Linked DNA regions of Homo sapiens: region 2 is linked to region 1. A link is a loop called in an ENCODE intact Hi-C map of the cell type or tissue named here. Cell type or tissue: HCT116. All regions are shown on one strand. Each heading gives the region's core, and the rest is flanking DNA. Links, peaks and the distances in the headings are about the cores only.

Evidence for each region. Peaks named below come from ENCODE experiments on the same cell type or tissue, not always from the same donor. Only the 100,000 strongest peaks of a DNase experiment are listed, where the experiment ranks them.
Region 2: it touches region 1 in a loop (2.2-fold over the local background); 8 of 110 quality-filtered maps call a loop at or near these places.

The regions. Positions count from the first base shown.
Region 1 is chr4:158,617,972-158,630,042 of GRCh38, reverse strand. It overlaps RXFP1 (relaxin family peptide receptor 1), which reads right to left. Exons shown (of 18, transcript NM_021634.4): 10 at 3,152-3,223; 11 at 1,334-1,405. Among named protein-coding and RNA genes, the nearest start is that of C4orf46, 48 kb to the left of the region's middle. In HCT116, for the core only: a CTCF peak has its summit at 4,945 (motif pointing right); a DNase peak (open chromatin) is centred at 4,962.
Region 2 is chr4:158,187,773-158,199,843 of GRCh38, reverse strand. It overlaps GASK1B-AS1 (GASK1B antisense RNA 1), which reads right to left. Exons shown (of 5, transcript NR_147410.1): 3 at 974-1,056; 4 at 358-756. Among named protein-coding and RNA genes, the nearest start is that of TMEM144, 17 kb to the left of the region's middle. In HCT116, for the core only: a CTCF peak has its summit at 6,484 (motif pointing left); a DNase peak (open chromatin) is centred at 6,463.

The DNA.
Region 1 (12,071 bases), core at 1,836-9,835:
TTCTAATTGTATTCTTTAATTTTTATGGAAAAGTTTTAATAAATCAGTGTTCTGTCTAGCTAATTGTCAAAACAAGTAGCTCTGTCCACATTCAGATTCTTTCCAGAAGATGGATACTACTTGGGCACAGTGGCTCAAGTCTGTAATACCAAAAGTATGGGAAGCTGAGGCGGGAGGATTGCTTAAGGCCAGGAGTTCTAGGCCAGCCCCAGCAACACAGAGACCCTGTCTCTACAAAAAATAAAAAAAAATTGGCTGGGCATGGTGGTGTGCTATAGTCGTAGCTACACAGGAGGCTGAGGTGGGAGGATCACTTGAGTCCAAGGAGTTCGAGGTTACGGTGAGCTATGATTGTACCATTGCACTTCAGCTTGGGCAACAGAGTGACACCCTGGTACTAGAAAAAAAGCAAACAAAAAATGAAAAGAAAAAAATTGACACTAAAATATAAAAAAATGGTCTGAAGGATAAGCACTTCATCCATTGTTCTACATCTATTTTATTCTGAAAATCAACTACAATGTACTTAGACCACGGGCTTTGGTTCATCATAGAATTGTTATAGTGCCCTTTAGAATTATGTCATTGGCATTAAAAAGGGGCATTATAAAAATAATTTATCTCTTCCATTATTATAGGTAGGAATATTATCCACAGTAGTGTCTAATTTCCTTATGGATACAAGATTATCCTTTGGTTTCAAATCAGCAAAGTGGTATCTTCTAATCTTATGGTCCCTGAATCCTAATCCTTTAGGAAACATAATAACAAATTTACTAGCCTGGCCAGCATGGTGAAACCCCATCTTTACTACAAATACAAAAATTAGCTGGGCATGGTGGGATGCACCTGTAATCCCAGCTACTCAGGAGGCTGAGGCAGGATATTTGCTTGAACCTGGGAGGCGGAGGTTGCAGTGAGCCGAGGTCATGCCACTGCACTCCAGCCTGGGAGACAGAGTGAGACCCTGTCTCAAAACAAACAAAACAAAAAACAAAAACAAAACAAAAAACCCCCCATAAATTTACCGTCCTTCTTTAGGAGTAGAACAGAGTGGTGTAGAATGTATTTTATTTATTAATTTTATACTGGCTTTATTATTTCTTTACAGCTGTGTTTCCTTTAACCCACTTTCCTCAAATATTTATATTTTTATTTTCCATATTTTTTGTATGCCATCTGAATTCCTTTGTGGCTTGAGGTGTATATATGTAAATAATGCTTAGAAAGAGGAGATAAGTAATATTTCTTAAATGTATAAACACATGTAAGTACAAGTGTGAAAAAACAGTAGAAAGAAAATTCTTATCAGTATATGTTCAGTCATACTTACAATTCATCCAGTTTCTGGAGAGGTGCAAAAGTATTTTCATTTAAGTGATTAATTTTGTTTTTCCTCATCACTCTGAAAGTAAAAAGAAAAATACATTGTAACTTCTTTAGGTAACCGACAAGAATTACTAAAGAGAGGAACGGTATGCAGAAACAAAGATAATGAATATACAGTACATTTTTCACATAAAGACATTTTGAAGTAGTATAAATTATCCAATTTAATTTTAATCCTAAATTTCTCAAATGTTTTGATGATGATAATAATAGAAATTCAAAATTTTAAGTGAAATAGGGAGGAAGAGCTTTGCACGAGAAATGGTGAAAACCCCAACTTTTGAGAATACAGACTGCATATCTTGCAACCAAGAGCATAGGAGCTGTTTTAGACTTGTCTTTTCAGTCTGCATAGCATGACTGTCTAACAAAATAGCCCACCCACCACAGCACTCCTACTCATTTGTTACTTGATGTGATTTCGGGCGGATCTGCCTAAGGAAGTCCACTCTTAGCTGAACCCCTTTAGAAGAATCTCTAATTTGGGATGCTGAATCAGTCTGTTTAACTCTTGACATTTCTGCACTGATCTCATGTGTTACCAGCTAGCCTAGAGGACCAACTCAGAACTAAGTTTTAAAGGGCTTTTAATTTTTTAAACATTGTATGACATGTCTTCAAATTGTCCTTTCCCATTTATTTCCTCACTGCACTCCAAACCATTACCACCATTTCCCAATATTCTTGGACCTTAAAAGCACAACACCTGCCAAGAGGAAATCCACAAATAATCTCTTAATACAGAGGTTTCCTTAAAAAATAAATACAAGTACAATAGAAAAGAAATTCTAAGTTTTTCAGATATCTATTTGTTCTGTGTCCTTCAGGTGCAATTTGGTTTCCTTTGGGCAATTACTATACACTATTTTGCATTATTTATATCAAGCACCCTGTACCTGAAGATTGCTGAACTCAGGAGGAGTTCAAACTGGAACTCATTGGAACCCATTGGAATGGGGGGAATTGGAGAAAACATATGGTAATATCAGTGGGAGCTATTGTATCGCCTATATACAGGGGTCCTGTGTAGTCTAGGATAATGGTTTTCAAATCATTCCTGTGGTAACACACAGTAAAAAATGTGTTTTATATTGGATCATAAAACACACACACACACACACACACACACACACACACACACACACACACCCTAAGGCTCATGAAACAATACATTTATTATCTGCATTGCAGTCTGATATAATCTATTCAATTAAATTCTGTTTCCCTTAAAAATGCTGACAAGGGTATAATAAATTGTGCTATATATTACTTTCATCACCTACTTATTAGTTGCAATCCATAGTTTGAAAAACATTCTGGTAAAATAAGCTGTGAATAGGAGAGTTGGATTTTTTTTTACTGAAGGAAGACCTAACATCCTTTACTTTTAACAGAAAATACCATGTGAATTTAAAATAGGCCAGAGATGCATAAGAAGGAATTACACTCATTAACACTTCAAGGTTTATCTTGATGTCCATAATTACATCCTCAAGGTTGTGAACATTCAGCAGTATTTTGTTTTTCATTTTGATTGTAACTATTTTTTCACAATTGTAAAGAAAAACTTAATTTATACCATAATAATTTGCAAAGGATAAACATTCTTATAGGCTAAGACTTCAATTTAGTGTTTCTCAAACTGAGATCCAACAACAGACTCTTGATGTTCTTTGGGATTTTTTTTCCATAAAATGGGTGTTTTTAAATTTTATTTGTAAGAAAAGATAATATTACTTCAAAAGCATAGCATATTACTTACAAAACAGTTAAATTACTGCAGGAAATAAAAGTCAAATTTCTTAAATTATGGATATGGTTGCCTTCAAGGTCCCTGGAACATAAAAATAAAACGATACAGCTAAATCTTAATCATGGAGAGAAATAAATTGGTTAAAATTATTTGCCTTCTAATAAAATATCTTTTCTTTACATACTGTTTATTTCATATAGACTCTCACTTGTAGCCATTTCTATTACAGCTGAAATTATATATATAAATATCTATATTATACACTTTTTTCTATGTTAAAGGTAAAAATGTTTTGCGTCCCATCTGTATCATGAGTGCATACGGGCATGTATATGAGAAATTGAAAAGAACAAGAAGTCAAATTGAAAACATTTGTTATGATAAACACCTAATTTATTAACCGATATTTCATAATGAACCATATGAAACATTTGTCCAAAGTTACCGATGGCATTTCCCTAAGTGGTGTGATTTTATTTTGCTACAGTCTGCATCAGATTCTATTATTGTTGCAAAAGCTGCTGCTGCCAAAACAATATTTAGCTCCTACCTTTCCAGCCTAATCACTCCCCAGAAAAAATCCTCAATAATCTTTTACTATTGGGAATACCCTTATTTGCTTTTTATATTGTCTCAAAGGCCAGCGCAGACAGAGAGCAAACAGCAGACTGCCTTAGGTTCTGCATCTCCAATTCAGAGAGCTGCATATATCTCTATCTCTACATCTATCTATCTATCTATCTATCTATCTATCTATCTATCTATCTATCTATCTATCTATCTATCTATATAGATATCTAAATATAATCCTCCTGGGGCTCCCTTGCTGTGTGATGCCTATGTCACCATAAACCTCCTTATGGTCTAAGCATAAAAATGTATCAAAATTTTTATGTTTTACTGTCTCTTCGTGGTTATCTTGAAGTTACTCTTTTATTGTTCCTCTTCTTTCATAAGTGAGTATATGGTGGAACTTTATAGAGCAGAGGAAGAGAGCTGAGGTTTAGGGATAGACTTTCAAAAGTAAATGCCGGCCCTTAAATCTATTCAGCCTCTTCTAACACTCAGCTTACTGGTCACCATGTAACATAAAGCTGTTCAGGAATAATTGTCACTAAAACATGTGAGCAGAAGTGTGATACAGCTATTAAAATCTGAAAGGAAACATGGAAAGTATTAATAGAAGTGCCTATACTCCACTGCCAACATGTGAGTCAGTTTTATTTTAGGTGCTGCATTAAAAATAGATGCTGACAAATCAAATATATCTGTAAAATCTGGAAGACCAGGATGTACGGTATCTAGAAATCAAGGCAATTGAAGAATATGGGGTGTTATTTATAACAAACAAAAACAAAATGAGAGATATATTTGAAGTCAGGCTATAGAATATATCAGGGGTTTTCTATGTTGCATTGGGTTGCAAAATTAGATTGACTGATCGAGGGACATAAAAAGTTTCAAATTTAAACCCAACTTAAACCTATCTAGCAATCTATGATATCCAGAGAAGTTGTTTCTTTTTACTACAGGTATTTAGCACAGACAATGTATCATATCTCTATAGTTTTGTAGACAGGATTTTTGTACTACATGGGATATTGTATTAGAATCTTAAATGTGGATTCTAGATCACCCTTCCAAATTTCTGTTATTCTATTAAGTTGGAAGCTAATCACTTATAGTGCTACTTTTTTTGGTCTTAGTTTTGGCCAAGGCTTTTGGTCTCTCATAATGTATGTTATCTGTGACAGGGACTGGCCATTTCCTTCTATTTGGTTGCTAATCATTACCCTGAATCTACCACCAGGTGGTGATGCTCTCTTAAGTCTCACAAAATGCGCTTAATGAGGTGAGTTGATGTTCCTATTTAGTTACTTACGTAACTGTTTTCTATTAGGCTGGCAAAAATATTTGTTAGTACTAATTTACTAATTTGTGAAAATCAAAAAGAGGCACATATTGGGGCACAAATTAGGACATTTGATTAAATTGGTAGTTTAATTTTGAATTTATTTTAACCTTGGGTTGTTTATTTACTGTTTTTCCCCCCTCCTGTGTTAATAATAAAAACATTTGGGGTCACATTTGTATGATGTGTTTCTATGGGCCTGTATATGAGCATACATATGAATATGTATATTTTCTTCCTAAAGTTAGGGGTTTTAGTCCTTGATAAGCAGGGATCTGGTTTGCAGCATACCTCTTAGCTGAAGCAAAAACAACAACAAAATCAAAATAACAACAAAAAATCTGTTTCTTGCTCCCTAGCTGCAAGCTTTAATGGAGTTAACGAAGGTTTTTTTATTTTTATTTCTATTTTTTACTGTGTTTAAACCACCACCCTTCCTATCTAATGAGCCTCTGAGACTAACCATTTTATTTTTCCCTTTATACCTGGTAGAATTGGATAAAAATGAAAACTTTGGTGGTTCTTCAATCTGAATAACAACAATAACAAAAGACAAAGACTATAATCTTGTCTATTCTCCCTCAACTTGTCCCTTAGTGGCATTCAAAACATGAAAATCTTACTCTCTATCTGCTTCCTCCTCTACCTTTTACATTTCTGGCTCCTATTTCACAGAGAAAACTGAGGTGATGAAGAAGGGAAAAGCCCTTGACTTGCTGCCTGACATCTGTAAACTTACCTGTATATGCACCTGGTCTCTTTCTAGTCTCAGAGGAAGAGATGACCCTTCTCCTGTTTTAGGCTAATCCCTCCATCTGTTTTCTTGAGTTTGGTTTGTGTATGTTTATGTCCTAAAATATATGGTCAATTTTGGTGAATGTTCTTTGGGCATTCTTTGCTTTCAAGTTCATATCTATTAGGATTAGGTGCACGTACATATAACAGAGACCCATCTATAATAGCATAAATACGCAGAGTTGTTGGGGTTTTTTCCCCCCAGGAAAAAAAAATCTAGAGTTGGGCAGTTCAGGGCTGATATGGTTGTTTTACAAAGTTGTTAGAAACCCAGGATCTTTCATATTCACTGATCACATGCCCTTGTCTTCATGGTACAAGATGTTGCTAAAGCTCAAGCCATCATATTCAGTTTTTTGTTTTCTGGATAAAGAAGGAAAAGAAAGGACTTGCATCTTTCTCTTTAAGGAGATTTTCCTGAAGTTCTACACTGTAATACTTCGACCTCCCTAGTCAGAACTTAAGACATATCCTATATGTGAATGCAGAGAAGTGTGGGAATGTAGTATTTTAGCTAGTTATGTTGCTGTCCCAAAGAAAGCAGTTCTGTTATTGAGAAGGGGCACTGAAGTTTGATATACACTGATTAGCATTAACTTACTAATTATGTTATTTATTTATTTTGGTTCTACTTGATCTTTTATGGAGTGAGAAGTAGTGGATTATCTTTTTTTTTTTTTTTTTTTTTTTTGAGATGGAGTTTCACTCTTGTTGCCCAGGCTGGAGTGCAATGGCACAATCTCGGCTCACTGCAACTTCTGCTTCCTGGATTCAAGTGATTCTCCTGCCTCAGCCTCCTGATTTGCTGGGATTACAGGCACCATGCTTGGCTAATTTTTTTTTTTTTTTTTGTATTTAGTAGAGACAGGGTTTCACCGTGTTAGTCAGGCTAGTCTCAAACTCCTGACCTCAGGTGATCCACCCGCCTGGGCCTCCCAAAGTACTGGGATTACAGGCATGCACCACCGCACCTGACCCAGTGGTGGATTATTTCTTACTGCTTATGTATGTCTACATTTTCTTTTGTTTTGGTTGCTATATTAATTTCTTTGGTGTGTATAGACTTATAATGTGATATCTTTTATTGGACATTGGCAGTTATAGCATTAAAATGTCATTGTGTTGTTTAATGCACATTGGCCAGAATTCCACCTACTTAGATAAAATATATGATGCCTGCTTTCTTTTGTTTGCAATTACATGACATACTTTTAAAAACTGTGTATACTTAAGGTATATAGCCTGTTTCGATATACAGTACATAGTAAACTGATTACTACAACCAAGCAAATTAACATACCCATCACCTTACATAGTTAATTTCTTTTATGGTAAGAGTGCCTGAACTCTACCCTTTTAGCAAATTTCCACTATACAATACAGTGTTATTAAACTATAGACATGCCATACATTAGATCTGTATGCTTATTCATCTCATAACTGTAATTTTGTACCCTTGAACCTACATCTCCTCATTCCCCCTGCCATGACCCATAGCCACGATTCTACTCTGTTTCTATGTGTTCAACTTAAAAAGAAATTCCACGTATAAATGAGATTACGCAGTATTTTTCTTTCTGTCTCTGGCTTATTTCACTCAGCATAATGTCCCCTAAGTTCACACATATTGTCAAAATGGCAGGATCTCTGTTTTAAGGCTGACTAGTATTCCATTGTATATATCTACCACATTTTCTTTATCCATTCAACTGTCATTGGACACTAAGGTTGACTAATATCTTGGCTATTGTGACTAATGCTGCAATGAACATTGGAGTGAAGATATCTCTTTGACATACTAATGGAATTTCCTTTGGATATATACCCAGAAGTGGGACTGCTGGATCATATGGTAGTTCTATTTTTAATTTTTTTTTTTATTTGAGATGGAGTCTTGCTCTGTCGCCCAGGCTGGAGTGCAGGGGTGTGATCTTGGCTCACTGCAACCTCCGCCTCCCGGGTTCAAGTGACTCTCCTGCCTCAGCTTCTTGTGTAGCTGGGATTACAGGTGCCTGCCACCATGCCCGGCTAATTTTCGTATTTTTAGTAGAGATGGGGTTTCATCATGTTGGCCAGGCTGGCCTCGAACTCCTGACCTCAAGTGATCCACCCACCTCTGCCACCCACAGTGTTGGGATTACAGGCGTAAGCCACCGCACCTGGTCCTATTTTTAATTTTTAGAGGAAGCTCCATATGTTTTCCATAATAGCTGTACTAATTTACATTCTCATCCACAGTGCACAAGAATTCCTTTCTAGCCACAACCTTGTCAACACTCGTCATCTCTTGTCTTTTTGATAATAGAGATTCTAACAGGTGTGAGGTGATACCTCATTGTGGTTTTGATTTGCATTTCTCTGATGATTAGTAATGTTGAACATTTTTGCATATGCCTGTTGGCCATTTTTAAGTATTTTTTGAGAAATATCTTCCCAGGTCTTCTTTCCCAGTCTTTTTCCTTTTAATAGGTGAGTTTAGCCTACTTATATTTATTGATATGATTAATATAGTTGGCCTTAGTCTGTTTTTTAAAAATATTATTACACGATTCCATAGGTTTAAAAAACTTTCACCTCAGGTTTTTTTTGTGTCTAATATTTATCTTAACCTAATGGTGTTTTAAAAAATTTATTTCTTATGATATTTACAAAGCTTTGTATATTCTATTGGCAATCTTTGTAACTTTACTCAATGCACTATACCTTCTTTCTTTTGATGATACTAAGAAATGATAAAATTTGTGTACATTGTCTTCCTCTCTGCTCCTCTGCCTCTCTTTACCATACAATATTGGTTAATTACATGCTTTTTATTAGTGTTCACCTTGGGAATACCACTGTCTATCTAATCTATGGATTTGTCCGTTGTTGTTGTTTTTTCCAGAGACAAGTCTCCCTCTGTTGCCCAGGCTGGAGTGTAGTGGCACAATCATAGCTCATTTAAGCCTTGATCTCTCAGGCTCACGCTATCCTCCCACTTCAGCCTCCTGAGTAGCTGGGACTGCCTACAGGTGCATGCTACCATGCTCAGGTAATTTTTATTTTTTATTTTTTTTTTGAGACAGAGTCTCACTGTCGCCCAGGCGGGAGTGCAATGGTGTGATCTCAGCTCACTGCAACTTCCACCTCCAGGATTCAAGTGATTCTCCTGCCTCAGCCTCCCGAGTAGCTGGGATTACAAGTGCCCACCACCACGCCCAGCTAAACGCTCAGCTAATTTTTTAAAAAAAATTTTAATAGAGACAGAGTCTCACTATGTTGCCCAGGCTGGTCTCAAACTCCTGAGCTCAAGGGATCCTCCTGCCTCGGCCTCCCAAAGTGTTGGGATTATAGGTGTGAGCCACCATGCCCGGCCAAAGATTCATCAGCTTTAAATGACATCCTTTGACTTTTAGCTATTTCTCTTTACAGTTCTATTGTTTTCACTTTATGTATTTTGAAACTGTTTACTCATTTAAGATTATCACATATTTTTGCTTAATTGATCTTTTTATTATTATATGATATCGCTCTTTATCCCTGGTGATAGTCCTTGTTCTGAAATCTTTTTCGCCAATATTACCATAGTCCTTCTGGCTTTTAAAAAAAAGTTGTTTTTCTTGTCTTTGTTTTACAGTGTATAATGTTTCTGTTTTCTCTGATTGCCTTAAGATACTTTTCTTTATCTTTGGTTTTCAGCAGTTTGACTATAATTTATCTAGTTTTTCTTGACTTCTGCATGGATTTTTCTGAGGTTCTTAGATTTCTGGTTTGTTGCATTATATTAATGTAACAAAATTCTTGGCTATTATTTCTCCAGCTTGTCTTCTGTCCTGTTCTTCCTCTATTCTTTTTCTGTGACTCCATTTACACATTTGTTAGACAATTGTATTATCCTGCAGCTTTTGGATTCTGTTTTGCCTTTATTTTTGTCTCTTTTTCTTTCGTTTCAATTTGAAAGCTTTCTATGACATATCTTCAAGGTTGTTGATTCTTTCCTTAGCTGTGTTCATTCTGCTGCTAAGGCTGTTGAAATAATTTTTTGTTTCTCTTTTGTAGTTTCCATCTTTTTGCTGACATTTTCTTTATGTTCGTGCATATTATCCATCTTTCCACTATATTACTTAACTTATTAATCATAAGCATTTTAATGTCTCTGTTTGGAAGTTGTAAAATCTGAGTTATTGCTGGTTCTGGTTCTGTTGATTGCTTTATAATTTGACATGAACTTCTTTTTCCTTATGCTTTTGGGGATGGGGCTGTCTCAGCTTTGCTGTTCCCCCTTCTCCAGAAGCCAAACTCTCATAAGAGCATTTCCTGCCGTGATACAAATGGGCACTACCCACTGCTTTGATCAGTGCAAGATCCTGGGCTGGAGTGGTTTTTTTTTTTGTTGGTACCCTGGGGCAGAATGCTCTAGTTTCTATTCCTCCTATGGAAGTAATGGACCTTTGCCTGGTCCCTGGGTGCAGGAGGATTTTCTGTCCCACTCCCAAAGGCTTGATGCTTTTGTTCCCTGAGACGGGTGAGTTTAGAGAAGAAGGTGGAGTTTTGTGTTGTGCTACCAATGAGGGCTCTGTCTGGTTTCCTTACCTACTCCTAGTTTTTCTTGTGGTTGGTGGAGATCAGTGAAAAAGAGCCTGTTAAAGATAGCTAAATCCCCTTGCATATGGGGTTCCCAGTTCTTTTAAAGCACTATAGTAGCCCACACTTAAGCTTACAAGTTTATTAAAGTTTTAGTTTTCTTTGTACCTGCTTTCACGCCAGCCAACTCTTCATCCTGTGCTCTGCCAAAGGTGAAATAGTATGTATGTCCCACATCTTCTTGTTGCTTGTTAGAATTCCATTTATTTGGCTACCTTATGACTGTAGCCTACTGATGGGCTCCACAAAATTATGACTTTGTAGATTACAAAGCTCTTTCTTATAGGTAGAGAGGAAGTACTGCTGTCTTGTGGCTTTCTATATCTTAATCAGTATTATAGGAATGGAAATGTAATATATGTAGTCTTCTGTGACTTTTTCTTGAGTAATTCATATGTGCTTGAAATTGAGTCATGTTGATTGAAGTATTGATAATTCATTCATTTTCACTGCTGTGTGTATGCGTGTGTGTGTGTGTGTGTGATCACATTTTACTTTTCCATTCTTTTCCATGTCTTCTAGTACTTTGCACTATTATGTATTCCCATCGTCTTCTATATTTTCAAGCTTTTCATATTGACTTCTTTGGCTAATAAATAAACTTGCTTAATTTCATCTCAAAAGAAAAGTTTACTTTATTCTTGACTTTTAGTTCACCTTTGGCTATTGCCATATCTGTCCTTATGCTTGCTTATTACTTATATTTCTTTTTTTTTGAATTTTACAACTTTTATTGTGGCATTTACAGTTTCTCATTGCTTTGCAAGAACTAATATAGGTTTCAGTTTATTGTCCTGCAAATACCTTAGAAGCATAATTTCCTGGGCTGTCATCTGTCTCTTTAGTTTGTATGTATTTTTCCCCTAAATCAGAGTTAAAATGATGTTTGGCCAAGAAATCTGTCAGATTTTCTAGTTCATACTGTGCTAAATGAAAGTTCATGCAAGGTAAGAATAGTATCATTAGTTATAAAAAGGTAAATAATTATAAAGCAAAGTATTATTATTACTAGAATTAAAATCAGGATAATATTCACTATCAGGAATTCATATGGAATAAGTTGTTTTGGATAGCTAGAATTTACATATGAAAACTTTAGTAACAAAATTTTTAATTTTATATTTTTAATTTTAATTTTTTTAGTAATACATCTTAATCATTTTGATGTTTATCTGAAGTATATTGTATATTTTCTTGCCTTTTTGTAAACAAAGGCAAGGTTTATTATTGCTTGTGCATAATACTGCACACAGTTGCTTCTGTCTAAATGCACACATTTTAATTGCTAATTATGTAAATATTGTTCAATTGTGTTTAATTACTAAGTTGGGATTACAGAGGCTGTAATAGATGCTAATGTATTCATTTGAACCAAAATTCAATTTTAATGAGGGATGTTGAACTTAATTTGCCCTTTCCTTTATGGCTTTAGCTTGTTTTCAATGTACAGTACAGTATTATACTGTCATACCAAAATGCCTACTGGACTTAGTAACTTTTCAGAATGTTTGTTTTTTTCTGAGAGGTTGCAGATTAGTACAGTTTGAATTACTGTCATTGCTTTTTATAGCATTTCTCACTTATGCTTTTTTATCAAGT
Region 2 (12,071 bases), core at 2,053-10,052, 430 kb after region 1:
GTCCCTCTAAGAACTGGGTTTTTAGGGCATTTTATGGCTGCAATATGTATTTGGGAAAAATATTGTTTTCTGATAAATTTGCACCTAGCTTAATCTGCAGCTCTGGTTCTAGATTGATGAATGTCAGGGACATTGCTTTCTTGGTCCAAGTAATTTTCTCAGACTATATTCTATAACTTACTCTAATTCTAAACATTGATGAATAGGTCACTGTCCCTTCCTAGGTAATCTGAGTCAAGACACATAAAGAGTTTGTATTTCATATTTTAAATTTATAATACAAGGTGGTTGGAAGAAGTCTTCAACAGAGTATGTATATAGAATTAGATCGTTTTTAAATGTTAATGACTAAATTACCGTGCCTCCGACAGCATGTTTACCAGAACTCAGCATCCAAGTGTCCCACAGTTAGGTTTGCCAGTTTCCAACAGGAGGCCTCAAGGTGCTCAGACTCCCACTGTGGCATCTTCATAGTTTTTCTTTCTGGTTCTAGCTTGCTCTGGCTAACAACCACTATCATCAAAGTTGTCTGAGGAAGACCTCCTGTTGCTGTGACTGACGGGACTCTTGGTGGAAGCCCTATTCCCATGTGCCCATGGCTGCAGCTCCCCAAGGAAGCAGGACATTGTTGGATTCTCTAAGAAGCTCAGAGGAAGTTACTTCTCACTGTGGTGCCATATGGGATTTGAAGTCGTTCTACTCATGCTCTGTTTTTCAATAAAGCTGCTTCTGCCTCTGTCTTCTGTGCCGTGTCTCCTGTAAGGAATTCCCAAAACTTAAAGCAAACAAAACCAAAACCCAAAGCAAAAAATATATAAGTAAATAAATATACCAAACAAATCAACTAATTAAAAAAAAAGGAAGAAGAAATGAAGTCAACATTCTTTGAGATCCAGCTCTGATTCTACCTTACACAATGATCAAACCACAACACTTAACTTCAGCCCACAGGTCACCACATGGCCGTTCCTACCTTGCTTGTTGGCACAGCCATGTGATTTTCTTAAACAATGTTCCCCAGTCAGTGGATTCACAGGGTGAGAGTTGGCATAATACCTTTGGTGAAAATACAGAGGAGAAAGGTAATTGAAGGTGCTGGTGAGAGTATCATTGATGAGATTCTTCAAGGGCCCTAAGAGGGCTGGAGAAATAAGTAAGAAAAAAAAAGGTACTGATGGAAAAGGCTTCTAAAGAAAGACTTCTCAATGATCTATAATAACACTAACCATAACTACTAATAATTATTGAGCCTTTATTTGGGAAGGCACTGCAAAGAGAGCCTTATCTGCATCATCTTGTTCAATTCTTAGAACAGCTTGGTGAGTTACATACTATTATTTTCTCCATTTTATGAATGAGGATTCTGAGTCTCAAAGAGTAACTTGCTCAGATCCATGTGGCTAATAAGTGGTAGTGCTAGTTCTTAAACCAAATTTTCTCTGATTTCAGTGCTTGTGTTATTAGTTCTTAATATGCTTTCCAAAATATTGTGAGATATGCACCTTATTCTGAAACTTTAATGAGATCTGAAATACACATGCAAATAAGTATCTATAGAAGGTGAAAACTGTAATGTGTCTTTTTACATGCACTTTCAAAAATTATCTAAGCCTGCTTCATCCACTACCCCTTCTCTCTCTCTCTCTCTCTTTTTGTTTCTAACTCCTGAGTCCTCTCATTTTGACTCTCTTCCCATTATTCTTCTACTTTTCAGGTGGATGACCCATTTTCAAACTTATCCTGATTTTTACCTTTAGGATTTTACCTGGATATTATTCAATTTCATGAACCAAAATCACCAGTAAGATACAGCTTAACAGTTGTCAAATATTAATGATTGTAAGAAAAAATCAGATATGCTTGAAAAAATTATCAAGCATAAGCTATGAATTGATATGGGAAGTTTACTAGTGAAAACATAAGAAAAATTTGACCCACATGAGGGTTAAAGATTTAACACAGGTAACACATCCAACATGAGGATAAAATATAGTTTTATTAGTTTTGTCATAGTTGATTTGTTCTTTCTCTACACCTGCTGGTAAGAAGAAAAAACATTAACTTTGATTTAAAGCTTAGTTTGATCTGTTAATTTAGGCAGAAGCTTTATCAATAGTCTGCCTTGGCAAAAAGTAAAACACAAACAACGCTTAGTTTATTACACAGCCCTCCAACCCCCCGAGTTATCTCCCTCAGGTAGTGTCCTTGTGTCTGAGGGAAGGGGTGGGGCTTTCAGGGCATTATGAACATAGATGAATCAGAGTCCTAAGATGTTAGATGCTATGTCTCATAAATCCTCTAGTTTCCAGGACAACGACCCATCTAATTTCTGCCTTGTCGGCTGGCATTTGTGGCTAAAGTGTAACTCTTGCCTTTTGCTCTTCTTACTGCATAGAAACTGTCAAAATCACCAGTGGCAGCCAGTTTGCTAAGTCTAATGGTTAATTCTCTGTCGTTATTTGTGTCACTCTTCAGCAGCATCTGTCACAATTGATTTTTCCCTTCTCTTTCAGGTTTTGCATTCACATGGCTGCTAGAACACCACATTACCTTGGTTATTCTCCTTTACTCTCAAAGCTTCTTCATCAGTTTCCTTGGATGGCTCTTCCTTTTATTCCTAACCTCTTAATTTTGGAGTTCCCAGATCACTCTTCTGAAATCCAGTCCCATATATCTAATACCTTACTCAGTATCTCCACTTGGACGTCTGAGAGACAACTCAAACTTACCCCAAACCTGCCCTAGACATATCTTCCCTTTATCAGTTGCAATACTACAGTTTCTTAGACCAAAAATCTTGGGGTCTTCAGGCTCTGCTAGTCCATAGCTTTGTCTCTTTCCTCATAGGGGAGAAACATAGATCAGGATTTTTTTTCTCCTAAGGTCTTGCCTCTGTGATTCACAACCCTTTCTCTTAATTGACAATTACTGTATTACAGTGCATAATCATTTTACATGTGCAAAGTTGTTTTGAAACCTAGAGACCTAGGTAAATTTGGGGTAAAACCATATATGGAATTTGAAATTTATAATCTGAAATAATCTTTTTCATCAAAATCAGATAAATGCATAAATTTTCTCTTGCAGGCTTGAGTAATAATTTCAACTGGCCGCATTTCCTTGACCTCCTTTTGATCCTCCATGGGGTCTCAAATTCAACAATTCAACATGTTTAAAATACCATCTTTCCTACAAGAGGCACTTATAGCTACATTTGTCCTTCTTCTGGAAATAGAACCTCTATTCTTCTTAGAATTGTTTCTCTCCCTGGTCTAATTTTACAGCTTCCATGAGCATTGCCATTTTCTTGCATGAGCCCACCACCCTGGCTCCCATTTGATTGGTTCAGGAATGTCAACCTGGCCCAAGCTAAGCCAATCATAGTATTTTAAGACTCTAGTTACAACTGTTTGATCCATTATGTAACACAAGATGGGTCAGTTACAATCCTTCCTTAGAATATTTGAAATTGGAAGCACAGAAAATAAAAGGCAGTTCCCTTCGGAGATAAAACCTATCAGAAGTAAAACTTGGGAGCTGTTTGTAGTCACATTTCCGACTATACGAATGAAAACAGTCTGCAGTGAGAAAGAATAAAACTGACATCCAGAGACAGGTACAGATGAAAGGTAGAAAACTAGATTCTGGTGACATTCTGGTGGCTAGATCTAGTTTTTCCTGGGGCTCAGTAGGCTATCTTTTCAACAGGTATTAATGAAGAATCTTGTACTTTATATTATGGATACCCTTGCTAACTATACTAAGAAGGAAAAAAAGTATTCATTTTCTTATATAATTGGGAAGGACATCAAAGTAGCTAATATAATCAAATAGCTGCAGTAACCAGGCCTCTATTTATGCTTCTGGCACTTCAGGACTGCTAGTTTTCTGTTTTTATATATCTCCCATTTCTGCTTATTTTAGCTTTTGAATTAGTCTCAACTGGACTTCATGCAGTTATGCTTTTTCTAGGGCACTGAGGAAGATGGCTGCAAGCTGCTCCAGTGTCTTTTCATCCTTCCTAAAGGATGACCCCGAAGACAAAGGCTGTAGGGGAAAAGTCTAATGAAGGCTCCTGATTGGTGTAGTTTAGGTCTCATGACCACCTTTGAACCAATCACTCTGGCTAGACCCAGCTCATATGCTACTTCTGTGTCTGTGGATAAGTCAGAGTCAGACACAGCTTTACAGAAAACATGAGAAGTGAAGGGTACAGTTACTATAAAGGATATTGTAATACATTCTGAGAAGACAGCACTATAGCTACCAGAGTCCACTATACCATTGTTTGTTGGTTTAATTCTTTCTTGGATTCGGTGCAGCAATAAAAGTCATTTTTTGCCTAAGGCAGATGAGTTTCCTCTCATTTGCAATCAAGAGTCCTGATGAACACACATTTTCCCATCTCTCTTTTTCTTCTTAGATTCCTATCTCCCTGAATGACACTGCTTACTGAATCATTCTAGTTAAAAATGTGGGAATCCTCCTCAAGTTTTCTCTTTCACTCTCCATAGTCAAAAATGTGGGAATTATTCTTAATTTCTGCCTATTCCTTCTATATTCAATAGATATCCATATCCAGATATCCTGCTATGTCAGTTCTAACTCTAAAATAGCTCTATAAACAGACTCACTATTCCATTCCTATTGTCACAGCCATTGTTCACACTCTCATCATCTTTTGCATGATGTGCCTCCTTAATTAGTTCACTTACTTTCGGTCTTGCTTATTTGCATTCTATCTTCCACACTACTTTAAAAGTAAATCATCATGTCATTTCCCTGAATGGTATTTTCTCTTGGCACCCATTGCCTTTAGAATAAACTTAAAAAATTTCTTGGTGATGTGTACAGGACCCTTTCTGAATTTTTGCTAAGCATGCTTAACTTCTCTTGGTGTTTAGGTCTCAGCATCAGTTCTCACCTATGTATCCCACCTATGTATGTCACTGCTGTGTCATCTTCATTCTATTCTTTTCAGTCAGTGCTGTTCTGACCCTAAACTCTACTCTTATCATTAGGTGTCCTTTATTTGCTCTTGGGACTCCTTGATATCCTGAATCCTTCTGCCTTTGGTACTTACCAGGTTCCCAAATCTTATATTATACATAAATCACTTATGGAGCTTTTCCTTTACCTGCCCTGGACACACTGCATTGGAAACATTTTAAAAATTTCCTCCTGGATCAGGTGTTTTGTAGGAGCAGTCATTTAGCAAACACTTGAGTGTTTCTGCTACTGCCTGATATTGAAGTTCTCAAATGCTTCTTTCCTCACTGATTGGAGCAATAAAAGTCATTTTTGCACCTTTACCTACTTCTGAGACTTCTTCTGATTGGCTGACCTGACTTTAAAATCTCTTCAGATTCCATCATAGTCATGTCTGCTCCCCACCCTCATGACATTAACGCAGAATCGGCTATTCCAACCATTTCGCTCTCCTATAGTTATGCAGCCCCTCCATTATTCCATCTCTTTGAATTTATTCTGTCTATATTTCCTTTATCATACATAATTAAAACTCTAGTTCAAGCGCCTAACTTATTTTTCCCAGCTACTTTGGCTATGTCTCCAACCATAAATTCTCCTTCTCACTTGAGAGCCCTGACATACCATTTCTAGATATTAACTAGGGCTTTAAAATTATTGCAGTGGCTGCAGTCATTGGCACACTACAGCGGAGGGCAGATAGTGTGCATCTCTTCCAACGTCCATTTTTAATAACATCATGGTGGTTGTATAAAATCAGCTATGGTGTGAATATTTACACCACCCAAATCAGCAAATACTCAGCAAATGCTAGATTTCTTTTCCCTTGGAGGGCTGGTTGTTACGCATTTACCAGCATATCACTAGCTTCAGTGGATGACCAAGCTGTGGGACCCCTGGTGCCAGCCTAGAGTACCTGATATAACCACTGCAGGTAAGAAGTATACACCATGGACTAATACCAGCTGAAAGCAAAAGTTGACTGAGCCTGGACAAGTGGGTTGTTAGTAGTCTCTAGACCTTAAAAAGTGTAAAACTAAGCTCCTAGTTCTGCTCCAAATCTGTTCTACTCCTGTACTGATTCATCTCAATTAGTGGCAACAACATTCACTGGGAACTTGCACAAATCATGTAAGCAATCTGTGCATCAAGTTTGGGCACTCTAGTAGCATGTATCTCATAGGCTGTTTTGAGGATTAAATGAGTTGTGATTGGTAAAGTGCTTAGAATTATGTCTGGCACAATCATGATTTCCTGAAACACTATGTAAGTTTTTAAATAATTGCTCAGACCCAAACCCTTAGTCAGCTTTGCCTCCATCATTTCTCTCATACCCCATATCCAATCTGTCAGGAAATCCTTTCCCTCAATTTTCAAAATATATACGTGGATCTGACCACATCTTGGTACTTCTACTGTGACAACTTGGATCGAGCCTCCATCATGTCAATCTGAATTATTGTGCTGGATTTCCTACTTTCACTCTTGCTCCCTCTGCTGTTTATTTCTACCATAACAACCAGAGTGATCCCTTTTCATTATTTTTAGACCATGTCCACTTCTCAGCTGAAAACCCTCTAATGCAGGGGCTTCCAATCTTTGGGCTTCTCTGGACCACAGTGGAAGAAGAAGAATTGTTTTGGATCACATATAAAATATACTAACACTAAAATAGCTGATGCGCTAAAAAAAATTGCAGAAACATCTCATAATGTTTTAAGAAAGTCTACGAATTTGTGTGGTTCTGTGCTGAAATCTGTCCTGGGCTGCATGTGGCCTGGGCCACAGGTTGGACAAGCTTGCTCTAGTGGTTTCCCATTTTTCTAAAAGTAATAGCCAAAGTCCTTCCAAAGGCTTACAAGGCTTTGGCCCAGCTCTGAGCTTTCCTCTGAGATCATCTTTTATAATAGTGTCTCACTCAGATCTAGTCCTCCTCAAATTCTACCATGGAGTGAGTGAGGGGAGTATTGTAGGACCGTCAAAACAAGAATGAGTGATAAAGCAAGAATGGGCACAGTGAGGGCAAGGGGTGCAGGGTGGGGTGTATGGTTCAAGTGGTACAGATCAAAAACTAAGAGTCCACGTAGGAGCAGTTCAAGAATTTTGTCCAAAACAAAACAAGTGAAAACAAGATCTGTACCCAGCCCCTTGGAAATAGGCCTAGTATGAAGAAGGCAAGAAAACAGCTCCAAGTGCCCGGCATAGATCTTGCCAGCCTTGGATACCCTTGAGTCCTAAAATTAGGCCAAATGTGGTCTGGCTTTGTTGTAGCGGTATTTGGTGCTAGGAAGCCTGTACATGTTTTGACACAAAAAATATTTCTAAACCTGGTGGTATGAGGAACCAACTCCTGTAATAACACTGACTTGATTTTCTCCTAGAAAAGTGATGAGATGGCTCCTATAACTATAACTGAAATTTCCTTGGGAAAAGCTGGGATGTGGCTAACACGAAGGCAAGCAAAAAAAAAAAAAAAAAAAAAAAAAAAAAACAACTGTGGCAGCCAGGACAACTGGGAGAATCAGCTGTGATCTAGCTCATGGATAATCTTCCTTTTATTCAGAGACCAAGAATACATAGACCAAGAGCAGATATACTGATTGCTATCTTTTAAAATACAGTCTTGATAGGGCCATATTGTAAACCAAGCAAGCAGATAATAAAAAAACGAAACAAAACCAGAAAGAAGCCTTTTGTCTGCCCACTTTAAAACATTGTACTGGGAAAAATCTACTGCAATGAAATCTACTGGGTAGGATCCCAACTGTTGTCTTACAGCCCAGCCTCATCATCTGCCTCGTCCCTTTTTCTGATACTGATCTCAGTTTATTAATCCTTTTCCAGTCTGTACACGTACCTTTCCAGTTTTGTTTCTGGCATATTAGCTCATTGTTACCTGCTTGTTTCTGGGATTCAATACTGCTTTTATGATTACTTGGCTGTAGCTCTTCTATTCATTACATCTGCTTTGCTTGGGTCCGTATGCTTTAGGTCCCTGTGGGTATAGTTGGCCCTAGTATTATAACCTTCCCCGATCCCAACTCCCCTGGCCCCTTTGTCATCTGTATTTGCCTTATCCTGGCTTCTCCTAGACCATGTCCTTGGGTTAATCCAGGCTACCCTCAGAGATATACAGGCTACTCTATGCAGACATCTCATGACATGATAGAAAATTTCATCATAGCACATCCAGCCACCAAATAAAATATTCCAGCATGCTGACAAGGTTAAAGGTTGGTCTAATTAAATTTGTCCTAGCTGAGAATTTAGGACTTGGTCCTAGACCCTTCTGTAACTAGACCCTCCTGTGAATCGTTTCCATAAAGTCCTGATGAATGTGACAAAAATTTGGTGATGAATCCTTTATACTTATATGTAATTGATGCTGTTGGTTTACTACAGAGTTGCCCATGTAGCCAATATACACTTCCCCCAGCTGCTGAAAGTGCAGAAGTTGAGGCCTAGGCCAGCAACTTTCTCCAAAGGTTCTCCCTTGGCTGACCGAGCTATCTCATCCAGAGATGCTTGGGAAGTTACTCCCTCCCCCTACCCCCACTCTACCTGGATTAGACTTCAAATCCAGTTTTTTATATAGGGTGGAGTTGAGGGAAATGAGCCTTCTTCCCACATAATCACCATATGGGACTCTCTGGGAAAGGCTACTAGTCTGTGACTTTGTGCTGTATGAGTGGTGCCAATTAAAATTATTCTTCCTCCCACCTTTAAATAAAATCTACCTTGTGACTTCACATTTTTAGTCAATTCAAGCATTAAAACCTTTCTCTTACACTGATTAGGGCATTATTTCCAGATGAGAGCTCTGATACATCTTTTTGGACAAGCTGTCAAATCCTTGCATCATCAAGTATGCTTTACCCCAGTAATGACTTGCATCTTTTACAGGAAATAGATCTTCAGACTTATAAAATACAGGTACGAGAGAGAGTGTTAGTTCCTTTCATCAAATTGCATTGATGTGAGGCTTGAGAAAGAGGCACTGGATTCTGTTTCCATGACAACCGCTTCACTGCTCAAGGGGAAAACAGGACAGTGATTGAAATCTGTGTTAATGGCAGCTCTAAAAATAATCAGCAATGTATTGAAATCAAATGAAAGACCCAGGAAGCAATTAATAAAAATTGTAACCATGGAGAGTGAGATTATTACAGTTATAATATTCTTTAAGAATTACAGAAATGGCTGGTGACAAAAATAGTTTTGGGGAGAATCAATTATTATTTTGTTTCAGGTGGCTGTCGATATATTCATTATATGCCAGCCATAGGTTAGGACCTGAAGATACAGAGGTGAATCAACAATGTCTCTATCTTCCAGGACCTCATGGTTTTATCTTCTAGGATCTACAGTTTTATAAAAAGAGAATCCACCATGATTATAATGGACATTTTGTTTGCATACCCAACATCTAACCATTTCCCACTGTGTAGCAGCCAGGCAATTCCATAGCCAAGTCCAGGGACAATTCAAAATCATTTAGTATAGTTATTGGTTCTTCAGTGAGCATGCAACCAAGGCATAAACCTATATGACACCCTTTTATTAAGAGTGGCTTCTGCACAAAGCTCAGAAATGTTGAGTGGCTGTGGGATGCTTATAATCTTTTTTACTTAAACATAAAAGAGGGAGCAGTAAGGTCTGCTGCTTCAGGCAGCTACCTTGTGATTAGGGGGAAAATCAGCCTGAGGATGAAACCAGCCCTTGGACAAGGGCAATGCCAAGAGAATCACAGAGAAACACAGCCAGACCTTACTGAACTGCATGAACCTACTCTATCTACCTCCATATGTTCTAGAGATCACAACCCACCAAATTTCTTTTTGTGGAAGCTTGAGTTGCGTTTTCGTGTTTTTCTCACCTGAAAATAAAAAAAAGCATACAGCTAATAACAAATGTCAATGTCATGAAATAAGTGTAATATTGCAAATAAGCAGAGGTAACTATTGGATGTACAGAGAGAGAATAAATCAGAGGGAGAAAGAGGAGGTAACAATGAACTCAATCTCGGAGAAAGGAGAGCAGAGAAGATCATGAAGCATCTTATATTGTGAAGGCAGAAAATTCAGCTTTGTTGTCAGCATAGTTCCTGACTGTCCAACTGTCTAGGATTGCCGGTCAATGGCAAAATGGGCCTATTTTAACCCAAGCTGTATGCAGAGGTGGATGTATCATGAACCTAAAGAAGCTTAAGCTCATGTGCTTGTTACTTATACTTCCCCTTTGGGGAGGAAGTAGCAGCCATGGCTGCACATTAGCAAATGGGCTGCCCCAACTTAAAGGTTATACTCTTAGACCTGGTGGTGTTTTTCCATTGTGGATGGAATTTTTGAAATTGTGATGTTTATGGTATATATCAACTTTTAAAATGTTGTAACTTGGTTTTATGTATTTTCTAAGTAAATATTCTCTTTAGTATCTAAATTTGTATTCTTTTAATTAAATAAGGTGCTCCAAACTGTATGATTGTCAGACCCACAAAACCTACATCTGTCACCTGTTTTATGAGTCGAATATTCTGAGTCTTCTTCAGATAAGTCGGTTTTAACTAAAGCTTATTTCTCTCCAGCATCTTCCTGCAATCTGTAAGACGTATGAACATGGTGAAGTATCTGCCTATTTCTCTATTTTCTAAAATTTCAGACATAGCAGGCATGTTGTCTGAGAGAGCGGGCTATCAGCACTATTTCTACGTTCTCCTGGCCTCCAGGAACAACCATTGGTGAACCCAGTCAAGTATCTGGGCCTTATCTTTTTTTTTTTTTTTTGAGATGGAGTCTCGCTCTGTAGCCAAGGCTGGAGTTCAGTGGCATGATTTTGGTTCACTGCAATCACTGCCTCCCAGGTTCAAGCAATTCTCCTGCCTCAGCCTCCTGAGTAGCTGGGACTACAGGTGAGTGCAACCACACCCGGGTAATTTTTGTATTTTTAGTAGAGACGGGGTTTCACCATGTTGGTCAGGCTGGTCTGGAACTCCTGACCTCAGGTGATCCACCTGCCTCGGCCTCCCAAAGTGCTGGGATTATAGGCATGAGCCACCGCACCTGGCCTCTGGACCTTATCTTTAACCCCAATGAGAAGAACTTGAACTACTCCTTGTTCTCATCTCTGACTTGGGGACCTAAGAATTAGGCTTCATAGCTGTTTAACATCACAAATCCCAAACTTGAAGGAGTGAAGAAAATAAGTGAAATCTGGACAGGTTAGACCAGGTGCTGCAGAAGTTTGTGTGTGTGTGTGTGTGTGTGTGTGTGTGTGTGTGTGTGATGTTGGGGCAGGCATACTCGGCTGTATCAAAGGGTTGGGATTCTCTGAGGGCTTGTTCCCAGACAAAAAACCATGAGAGCAAGAAACTGGAGATATTTAGAAGGAGCAAAATTCAATAACTAGATATGAAAAGGAAAAACATTTTCTAAATTTAAATAAATTGCAGTAAATAATATTAAAGACTAGGTTATTTTTCTATCCTCCCTAGAGAAAGCATTGAAAAAATCATTGCTACATAAAGAACTTCTCAAAGCATATCAAGCCAAAAAATGTAGAATAAATATTATAAAGCTGTATCAGGCAGTTAATGATGATACTAACAGTAGTAATTTATTAAATTTTTAAAATTGTGATGTTTATGGTATTTATCAATTTTTAAAATGTTGTAACTTGTTTTTATGTATTTTCTAAGTAAATATTCTCTTTAGTATCTAAATTTGTATTCTTTTAGTTAAATAGGGTCCTCCAAACTGTATGATTGTCAGACCCACAAAACCTACATCTGTCACCTGTTTTATGAGTCGAATATTCTGAGTCTTCTTCAGATGAGTTGGTTTTAACTAAAGCTTATTTCTCTCCAGCATCTTCCTGCAATCTATAAGAAGTATGAACATGGTGAAGTATCTGCCTATTTTTCTATTTTCTAAAATTTCAGACATAGCAGGCATGTTGTCTGAATCCTAAATGCAATGGGCAATGATTTAACCAACTGTTTTGTTATTACATGTACCAGTTTCCTGGAAGTACCACAAACTGGGTGGCTAAAAACAACAGAAATTTATTCTGTCACAGTTCTAGAG